Linked DNA regions of Mus musculus: region 2 is linked to region 1. The links are chromatin loops, found by intact Hi-C in ENCODE. Cell type or tissue: left cerebral cortex. All regions are shown on one strand.

The links. A loop is a pair of places that touch in the nucleus more often than their neighbours do. Peaks named below come from ENCODE experiments on the same cell type or tissue, not always from the same donor. Only the 100,000 strongest peaks of a DNase experiment are listed, where the experiment ranks them.
Region 2: it touches region 1 in a loop (2.0-fold over the local background); 3 of 42 quality-filtered maps call a loop at or near these places.

What each region holds. Positions count from the first base shown.
Region 1 is chr4:153,007,147-153,012,146 of GRCm38, reverse strand. No RefSeq gene overlaps it. Among named protein-coding and RNA genes, the nearest start is that of Gm30911, 150 kb to the right of the region's middle. In left cerebral cortex, no CTCF peak of the experiment used is centred here; DNase peaks (open chromatin) are centred at 1,140 and 2,143.
Region 2 is chr4:153,481,667-153,486,666 of GRCm38, reverse strand. It overlaps Ajap1 (adherens junction associated protein 1), which reads left to right and starts at 3,837. Exons shown (of 6, transcript NM_001099299.1): 1 at 3,837-4,538. The coding sequence starts at 4,510. In left cerebral cortex, a CTCF peak has its summit at 2,066 (motif pointing right); DNase peaks (open chromatin) are centred at 2,072, 3,416, 3,888 and 4,662; H3K4me3 peaks cover 1,753 bases; H3K27ac peaks cover 1,935 bases.

The DNA.
Region 1 (5,000 bases):
ACACAAACACTAAAATAAAATCTTTTTACAATATGATACATTGTGAGTTTAAGATATATGTGGAAACTCAGTTGCTTTTGTTGTTTCTAGAGTGAAGTCTTTCCTAGGGTGGACCATTTTCTCTCAGCATGTTCCAGGTGGTATTTCCCACTCCCCCTGGTGACTTATCCTGAGGAAGCTGTCTCACTGTGGGTCTGTCACCCACCTCTCTCTTTTTCTCTTGTCAATCATGTTACTTTTCTGAGAGGAGAGGGATGGTTTGTACTATTCCTGCTTAACTTTGGCTGCAAACTTGACTTGGTCTAGAGTCATCAGAGAAAACTTAATTGATGAATGCCCAGAGTGGCCTGTGGTCATGTCTGTGAGGGATTGCTTTGATTGTTGATTATGTAAGAAGAGCAGGTCCACCGTGGACAGCGCCCCGCCAAGCCCTAGGCAGGCGCTCCTGATCTACATAAGGAAGCTAGCTGAGCGTGGGTTAGAGAATGAGGAAGTCAGCTAGCATTTCCCTCCATTGCCCCTCCCGAAAGTTCTTGCCCCAACTTTGCTCAATTATCAATTATAACTTGTAAGTAGAAGACGTTTATCACAGTAGCAGAATTCAACAAAAACAGTGACTAGAGTCAACTTGACTGGATTAGGAGTCCCCTAGGAGACACAGCTCTAGCCATTTCTATTACAGCATTCTGAGAGAGGTTTAGCTGGGGAGAGGTGACCCACCTTTGATGCAGGAGACACCAGCACATGGGATCGAAATCTCTGATGAAATAAGGCAGCTCACTACCAGCGTGCATCTCTTTCTGGCTTCCTGATTGTAGAAGGTGGGCCAACTTTCTCACTTCTGCCCTGCCCTCCTCCTCTGGATGGACTGGACTCTCTCTTAAACCATCATGCTAAACAAACCCTCCCATCCTTGGACCGCCCTCTGGTCAGATATTTGACACGGCAGGGAGACAAGTATCTAGTTCAAGGAGGTTTCCTCATTTCACTGCCGTAGCAGGAGTTCCTCTTTCATTTTGCCGGCATGCCTGCCTGTAGAATATTCCTATTAAAAGTCTTTCTCAGAAACGTTGTTATTTTCTACCCTTACTTGGTAATAGATTCTTATTTTTGGATGCCACATGTCCATGCTCTTAGCAGAAAATCCCAGCTCATAAAAGCTGTCAGTCTTCCCAAAATTGGTCGGCAGATGCAACGATCTCTAATCCAAATTCTAATAAGAATTCTGTGGATCCTGACAAATTGATTCTAAGATTTCTGCAGAAGTGTGAAAGAACAAGAATAACAGGGGAGATGAAGAAGAGAAGAGAAGATGTGTCCTGACGGCGTCGAAGGCTGTCCAAAGGGGAGCTGTGAGGAAGGCAGCCCAACATTACTACAGACGTTGATGAGTTTGTCCACTGCAAAGGTATACAGAAATCCTAGTGAGAGCCACACCTGCAGAGAATGCGGCCAGGCCAGAGGATGGGCCATGTGTCAGCTAATCTTGGTTATCTATTTGACTTACTTGGGGAGAGGGAACCTTAGGTAAAGAACTGACTCAAATAAGATTGGCCTGTGGGCACACTTGCGGAGCACATTTTAATTGCTATTGTTGCATAAGAAAGCTAGCTGATCATGAGGCTGGGAGCAAGCCAGCAAATGGTGTTCCTCCATGGCTTCTGCTTCACTTCCTGCCTCCAGGTTCCTGCCTTGAGTTCTCACCTTGGCTTTCCTCCGAGATGAACTGTAACCTATAAGCCAGACAAACCCACTCTTCACGGAGCTTTGGGGCAGTGTTTTATCGCAGCAATGGAAATAGACCTAGAACAGTAAGGGGAGGTTTCCCATGAATGGAACCCACACAATTGGTTGGTTTGATGAATCTATGAAACACAGACCCCGGATCAAGTGTTAGACCCTAGCTGGTAGAGCCACTATGAGACGTGCTAGAAAATTTGGGAGATGGGAACTTGACGGGGAAAGCTGGTCACTAGGGATATGATTTTGAAGCTTGAATCCAGCCCTTGGTCTCTCCCCCACCCTGACTCAGCTTCTTGTCCACCATGAGGTGGAAAACCTCTTCTACCCCATGCACTGGCTGCCATGATGTTCTGCCCAAGCTCCTGGGATCAAGCAACCAGGACTGAATCCTCACAAACCACAGGCAAAGCTGCCCTTCTGCCTGCAAGTTGTGTTCTCGGTTATTTTGGTCACAGCTCCTTCTAAGTAACTGACACAGTTACTCTCATTTTACAAAATAAAATGAGAGACCTACCTATGTTAAAACCCAGACTAGTTCCAAATGCATTGCAAGTTTTTTTTTTTTTTTAAAAACCAAAGCTTAAGATGATTTAAAACTAAACAAGGATACTGTGCTCTGAGATAAGGGAAAGGGTCTTAAAATAGAATTCTTCCATCCAGTGTTTTCAAAAAGGTTGATCACTTTAGTGGCTTTGCAACCAAAACTTCCGCTCTTGAAAATGCACGATAAAGGGAGCAAAAGACAGAAAGAAAATGTTTTCAGTTTATGTAACTGAAAGCATGAAATTTGGATTTGTAGAATCTGTGAAGTCCTTTACATCTATACAATAAGATAAAATAAGATAAAAATAGAAATGAATTAATCATGAAAGAGGAGTGGACATGGACCACCCTGTCCCCAAAGTGGGCAGAGACACCTAGACAGCCAGTGCAGATGGTAACTATCCACTGTAGAATCCACTGAAATACCAATTAGGACGGGGGTTGGGGGGCTGACCTCTCACCCTACAACATCAGCAGCGGCTGCTTAACGAGCTGATGATGCTGGAAATCTGATCAGCCACTTTGGTCTTAATTTTTAAAGGAAATCTTGTCTGTGCATCTTAGTCTGCGTGTATGCACATGAGTTCGGGTACCCACGAAAGCTAACAAAAAGAATCCAGTTCTGTACAGTTGGCGCCACAGGTGGTTGTGAACCACCTCATGGTGCTGGGAACGGAACCTGGGTCCTCTGCAAGGACAAAACGTGATCTTAGCCACGGAACTCTCTCACTGGTTCCATGCAGAGCCATTTCAAAAATCATTGTCCTTTAAGGCTGAATGCGTTCACAGTAAACATCTTCCCAGCGTACACGCGAGTAAATGCGTGAGCATACACCTCAAAGATGCTCAGCCCAGGCTCCCAAGGAGTGAGGTAGCTCAGAGTTTTGTTTAGTTTTTTTGTTAAGTCTCATCAAAGCTGGTGGATGAAAAATATGCCATATACTCACACAATGGAATATTATACACCATTAAACACCAACAGACAACATCCACAGGACGGCACGCATGAACTGAGAAACACCATGGTATGAGGAAAGGAGTTCCAAGACGTGTTGGAGAGATGAACGAGCCTCAGATGCTCGCAACGCGAGGACTTCGGAAGAGGAGTCCCGGCAGCTTGTGCAGGAAGCTGGTGGTGGCTGTTGTTTGTTTTTGTCTTTTGTAATTAAAGCCACGTGAAACTAAGCTGTGTACTGGTTAGGTACCGTGTGTGGAATGAGCCTGTTCTCCTTCCAGTCATAAAATAGTCTGTGAGACACGTGCGTTGCCAAACAGCCCTCTCATGCTCTTCTGTGTGTCTGTTTCTAAGACACCATGAGTGGATTTTTCTGCATCACTTTGTTGCCTATTGTTACCATCTGCTTTCTATTAAAAACTGACCAAATACAGCATGAGGAAGAACAGTTGTTCCCTAAGGGAAGTCAAGGATAGAAACCTGAGGCAGGAACCCGGAGGTGGGAACCTGAAGCCAAGACCACAGAGGAATGGAGACAGGAACCTGAAGTAGAGACCACGGAGGAATCCTGCTTACTGATTTCCTCATCTATGCATCTGTTCAGCTAGCTTCCTGATACACCCAGGACTGCCTGCCAGAGGGGGCACCACCCACGGTGGGCCAGGCCTCCCCACATCAATTCTAAATCAAGAAAATGTCCCACAGGCTTGCTTGTAAGCCACTCTGAGGGAGGCAATAGCTCAACCGAGGTTCTGCCTTCACACTCATGTCAAGTTTGCAGGCAAGATTCTCCATCATACCTAGTAAGGATAAATATTGGGGGTGGGGGGAAACACAAGAGCCAAAGAAAGAAAATAAAAGCTTTTATTTCATTATACAAACTTGTGTATGCAAGGATATGTGTGGGCGCATGTGACCTATATGCATGCCTTGAAGACCAGAGCTGACACTGGGTGACTTCCTCAATCACTCTCTACCTTATTAATTTCTTTACATTTATTTTTATTATTGAAAATGTGTATAGAGAGGTAGACAGTGTGTGTGCACATGAATGTGCAAATGAGGACCGTGCCCCAGGAAGTCAGAGGAGTGTGTCAGATCCCCTGGAACTGGAGTTCCAGGCAGTTGTGATCATATCTGATGTGGGTGCTGGGAACTGAACTTGGGTCCTTTGGGAGAGCCGTCAGTGCTCTTACCACTAAGCCATCTCTCCAGCACTTCCCTCTGTCTCCATCTCCCAAGTGCTGGGATGTCAACCACATACCACCACTTTGGGATACTGACTCCTGAGGATCCAAACCCAGTCCTTGCACATACATGGCGACTCCTTCGCTCCCTGAGCCCCTTCCTGGTCCCTCTGAGCTCAACTTCCACATGGCCGGCCTCCTCAGATTTCACACGCTGTGCTTGCCTCCTGGCTTGGAATTTTCTGTGGGGCTGCTTCCTGTTTTGATGGACCTCTGTAGTGAGAACTCTGGAACTTTGGTGTCTTAAAGAAAACACACACACACACACACACACACACACACACACACATACACAATATTTTAAGGATATGTTTTCATTTTATTCCCATGCAAGGGGTTATGGGGCTGCTTCAGACTGTCTACAGCAGCTGACTGTGATTTGCCTCATACTCTACAGGGGTGTGATTCTGCCAGCTACAGATAGTTTCTGCCATTGTGTGACATTTGGAATTCTGGGAACTCTTCAGAGGGCATATAAATGCTAGGACCCCAAGCGGAGGGAATGGCGGTGG
Region 2 (5,000 bases), 470 kb before region 1:
TGTGAGACATTTTGCTGGTGGGAGTGTCTGTCATCTTAGATCCCACCTCTGACAGGCTAGACCAACTCCTGCCTGAGCTCAGCAGCAAGCAGCCTCAATTGGAGACAGCTCGGGTGACAGGAAACATTCCAAAAGCCCCCAATACTGAAACTCTCTGAGAAGGTCTGAGAAAGCAAGGTGACTTTTGGGGGAGCCAGTACAAGGCTGGGGAGCGGGGGGGGGGGGGGTGAAGACACCTGTGTGAACACTTTACGGAAACTTATAATGATTTTAATCAGCATTTTTTCCTTCCATTTAAAACCCCAAACTTAGCTACTTAATCAAATGTCATGCTTAAGACACATTTACCTCCTCGGGAGAAAAATGAACAATGGCAGCTCAATTTGGCTTTGGATGGGTTTTAAAAATAGTCAAGTCTGGGAAGGCCATTAGGTAAATGGCCTCAGAGAGCTTCAAGGAGGACCTCCCGCGGGCCTGCGGCTCCTTTGTTGAGAAACTGGAAGAGAGAGGGCTGAGCAGAGCAGCCTGTGGTGGTACTTGGCGGCTCCAGGCCAGGATGTCTGCCAGGCAGAGGAGGAGCTGCCAGAAGCTACAAGAAGACCTGCCCTTTGCACAGAGAGTCCCAGTAAGGGGTCCTGTCTGTGCATACAGAGGCTGTCAGGTGTATGCATGTGTGTGGGAGCATGCAAATGTATGTTTGCTCATCTGCATATGCCTCTGTGTGTGCAACTGTGGGCACATGTGTATGTATGTGCATCTGTGTGTCCTCAAGTGTTTGCTTTCATGTATGGACGTGTGTGTGTGTGTGTGTGTGTGTGTATGTCTCGGCGTATTAGGTGGAGTGGCACATACCCTCCTCGACTACTCCCAGCTAGCTCCGAAGGAGAGAAAAATAAATCAGATAGCTGCGTGATATCCTTGAGTTCTAGGGAACAGGTCACACACAGCGAGATGAAAGTTTTATTGTTTTTCCATCTGTAAAATAATGTTTTTTTTTTTTAATCAAGAGATAAAGAAAAACAAAGAAGTAACACAGAAGGGCTTGCCTTGGGGAGGCTTGGACATGAATTACCCTTGGGGAAGTAGAGTTGTGTGCTGAGGTCCCAGCTTCTCAGAGGTTCAACTTCTAACACGTCCTGATGGGGGCCAAGAGTCTCCTCCCCTGCCTAATGGAGAGGCCCTATGTATGTTACTGTTGTTTTATTTTCCTAGAGACTACTGTCTTTTCTTGTTCCCATCCTTGCATGCAGAAAATGTTACTATCCACTGTCTTCTTGGACAAGCCCCTTCCCGTCAGAATAGTATCCATCAGGCCAAGAAACACGAGCAAGAGAATTTGATCTTGGCTTAGTTAACTCTCACCGGAAGTTGAACATTTTTCTCGAGTCATAACTGTGGGTGGCGGGCTGATGGCTAGGTGGTACCTGTGACATCAAACAGAAGCCAGAGGCATTTTGTAGGCAAATGAAGTTGCAAAAGTCCCAGGGTGCATCTGGCTGTCAGTTATAACCAGGATATGTCAGTTACTTATCTAATGTATCAACAAGAACATACAGTTTTAAAAATTATTTTTATTTTATGTGCATTGGTGTTTGGCCTGTATGTGTCTGTGTGAGGGTGTCAGATCCCATGTGGATGCTGAGAATTGAACCCCGGTCATCTGGAAGAACAGGCAGTGCTCTGAACCTCTGAGCCAACTCACCAGCCCCCAAGAGCATACATTATTAAGTCATACATTGACTTCATTAATCTTTTTCTGGGCGTTTGCTGGGGATTGAACCTGGGGCCTTATCCAGGCTAAACACAGGCTCTTCCTCCAGCTGTATCCCAATCCTGTTAGAGTTATCTTTGAGAATACATTTCAGTAACATCTCAGACTGAACGGGATTTGCCACCTTCCCAAAGGGCAGTGGGTCTCCTAAGCCTGTGAAAAGGTCTGTAGAAGAAAGCAGGTCAGAACCCCCACCTCCAGTCACCTGGCTGCCCAGGCTAAGTCTCCCTAAGGACTCTACAGGCTGCTGGAAGGCCCTCTTTTTGCAGCACCCCAGCTTTTCCCGCTAGGTGGCAGCAGTGCAGGCATCTCCTTCCTGGTTGGCAACTGGGTCCAGCTTGCTCCGTCCGCTAGGACTTCCCTGCCTCCTTACTTTGTAAGATCATCTCCCTCCAACCCCCAGGACCAGGGCTCTGCGGGAAGAGGACCCAGAAGTGACCAGGCATTCAAAGCGCTGAGTCACCTGGGTGTCTCTCTGGACGACAGACTGGCACACAGCTAGTCGCAGCTGCACGTGCGCTGGGCCAACTCATTTAGTCCTAATTAAAACCTCCTGAGGGAAAGCACCGGAAACGGGTCTTGTAAGATGAGAAAGCCAAGAGTCGGAGAGGTTGCGTAATAGACATAGGACCCCAAGACAGTAGCACCCCATACCTAACTTCAGTCTCTTGCAACCATGCTACCTTGCTCCCAGATACTTTCTTTAGGGCCTGAGAGGGAAAACAGAACCATGTTGTCCTGTCCAGCCTGGGTGGGGAGAATCTCTGGCTGCCAAAAACCTTGGACTGGAGGCTCAGGGAAAAGGACCTGCCTGGGTGCACAGTGAATCCCAGGAAGACTGGCTCCTCCCCCCCCCCCAGCAACCCTCCCAGGGAGGCCTCACCCTCTCTCTCCTGAGGGGGGCAACTGCTGGGCTGAAGTCACTTGCTTGCAGCACCCTGGCAAGTCCCCAGTTGCCTCTCTTTACCTTCCCGGCTCTGACTCTAAAGTCCAAGCAGGAAGACCGCAGACTGAAGCTCATTTCTAAGGCCCCTGGCTTTGCATTTCTTCCCCACTATGTGTGGAGCTGAGAGCTGGCTTTTGTTCCTACAGTTCCTCAGGGACTAGGCAGCTAAGGCCTCCGTGGGATCCTCTGCCTTTATGTCACTCCTTTCAGTGAAAGGGGACCACAGAAAGCCTGTCTTTCACTAACCGGACATGCAGACACAACTAACCAGGTAGGCACCAGGGAGTGCTGGGTGGGAGAGTGGGCAAGATGTCTGGGAGTGCCAGGTTCAGAACTCCCTGGCTCTGCGAAGACAGCAGATGCCATAAAACCAAGAAGGAGGGGGAACTGCGCTGGAGACTGAATAACCGGGCAGAAGCATGCTCCAACCAAAGGCTGAAACTTCATCTGCCTGGAGAGAGGCCAGGCCCAGGCAGTGGGGAGACTCCCCAGGAGGACCCTCCCCAGCCTCTCGCATCGCCTGCGCCGTGCAGCTCCGCAGGAGGAAACTTTTCGCACAGCCTCAGCTCCCCAGTCCCATGAGAACCTCCTCTCCCCAAATCAGCCCTCTGCGTTCAATGGGCGTACTTAGAACAGGGTCCGAACCTCTTAACTGCTTCGCATGCCATCTGGTTACCGTGGCAACACCATCCGGCGGCGCCGGGCGGTCCAATCGGAGCCTGCGGCCTCTTTCGAGCCTTTCCCAAGGTGGAGACCCGGACGCGGCCAGGGATGGGGAAGGGGTGGGCCCGGTTCTTCTCTCTGGCGCCGCCCAGGCCACTCAGAGCCCAGGTCGCCAGTCCAGCTCCAGCGAGGTGGGCTGGCAAGCTAAGCCGACCGGCCGGGTTGGGGGCTCCGACTCCAGGTTGAGGGGCGGGGAAGGAGGGTGACGTGAGCCGGGCCCGGCGGGCGGAGTTGGGACCCGTTCGCGGAGGCGGGGGCAAGCGCTTCTGGAGGCAGACGCGCAGAGGGAGGCGGCCGAGCGGCGCGGGCGGCTCTGCGGAGGGCGCGGTGGGCGCGGGCGGCGGGGCCCGGGATCCCCGCGCGCCTCCTCCGCGCGGCGGCGCCGCCGCGCGTCCCCACGCCCCGCGCTCCACGCTTCTTCGCCCCGCGCCTCCCCTGCCCGCCTTCTGGCAGTCTCCGGGCCGCGGCTGTCTGCAGAGCGAGCGCTTAGACGGAGCTCTCCAGCAACTTGATCGGTGTCAGAACCTGGGACAGAGGCCCCTCGACCCGGCGGCGCGTGGAGGCGACCCGCGTGGGCCAGAGGGGCGATCTTCTCAACCCCCGGGCAACACCGATCACAGCCTCGCAGCTCCGGCTGCAGGCTAGATCCTCGCACGGCTTGCGGAGCCGCCCGCTTCGCTACTCGTCGCCCCGGAGGACGAAGCCCCGCTCCTCGGACCCTCGCGGCCGGCGACAGACCCGGAGTGCGCCCGCCTCGCTGCCGCCCGCGCCGTGTGGCCTGCGGTGGGGGCCCCGCGCCCCGAGAGCCGGCGGGAGGATGTGCGTCCCCGCGGGCCGGCCCGCCTGAGCCATGCGCCCCCTCGGCGGCGGCGCGCCGGCCGGCATGGAGCCCCGCGCGGCCGCGCTCTGACTCGCTGTGCGCCCCGCGGCCGGCGGGCGGCGGGCGGCGGGTGGCGGCGGCGGCCCGAAGCCGAAGAGCGGCGCCACGGGACCGGAGCGAGCGGGCGCGGGCGCCGCGCAGATGGCTGGGGCAAGCAAGGTCTGAGGCTGGGTTCCCTGAAACGTGACCATGTGGATCCAACAGCTTTTAGGACTCAGGTGAGCGACCCGGCTGGAGGCAGGGTGCATGGGGGGGTGGTGCGTGGGCGCTAGGCTGGGCTGCTGCTCACTGTTGCAAACCGAGGCACGGCTTCTCGCCTCCCCGAGGCGGCCCGCGTGGTGCACCCGAAGCCACGGAGCGCGGCCGCCTGCTGGTCCCTGAGGCCGGACAGAGAGAGGCAGGGAGCGGCCGTTCTCCTACGCTCCGCGAGTCGAGTGGGGTCGAGGTAGGGGCGCTTGCCCCAGTAACCTGGCAGCGGGGCTGGCCGGCGCGCCCGCTGCCCAGGGCGCCAGCAGCGCAGTGTCCTGGCCGGCGGCCCCGGCGCGGCTCCTCTCCGGAGCCCGGCGCGAGTTGCGGGCCATTGGGCGCGGTGGACTCGGGGGCCGGGGCTGACGCTGGATCTGCCAGGGAGAGCCACCGGCCCTCCCAGTTCTCGAGCAGCTTTGCCGTGGAGTTGGAGA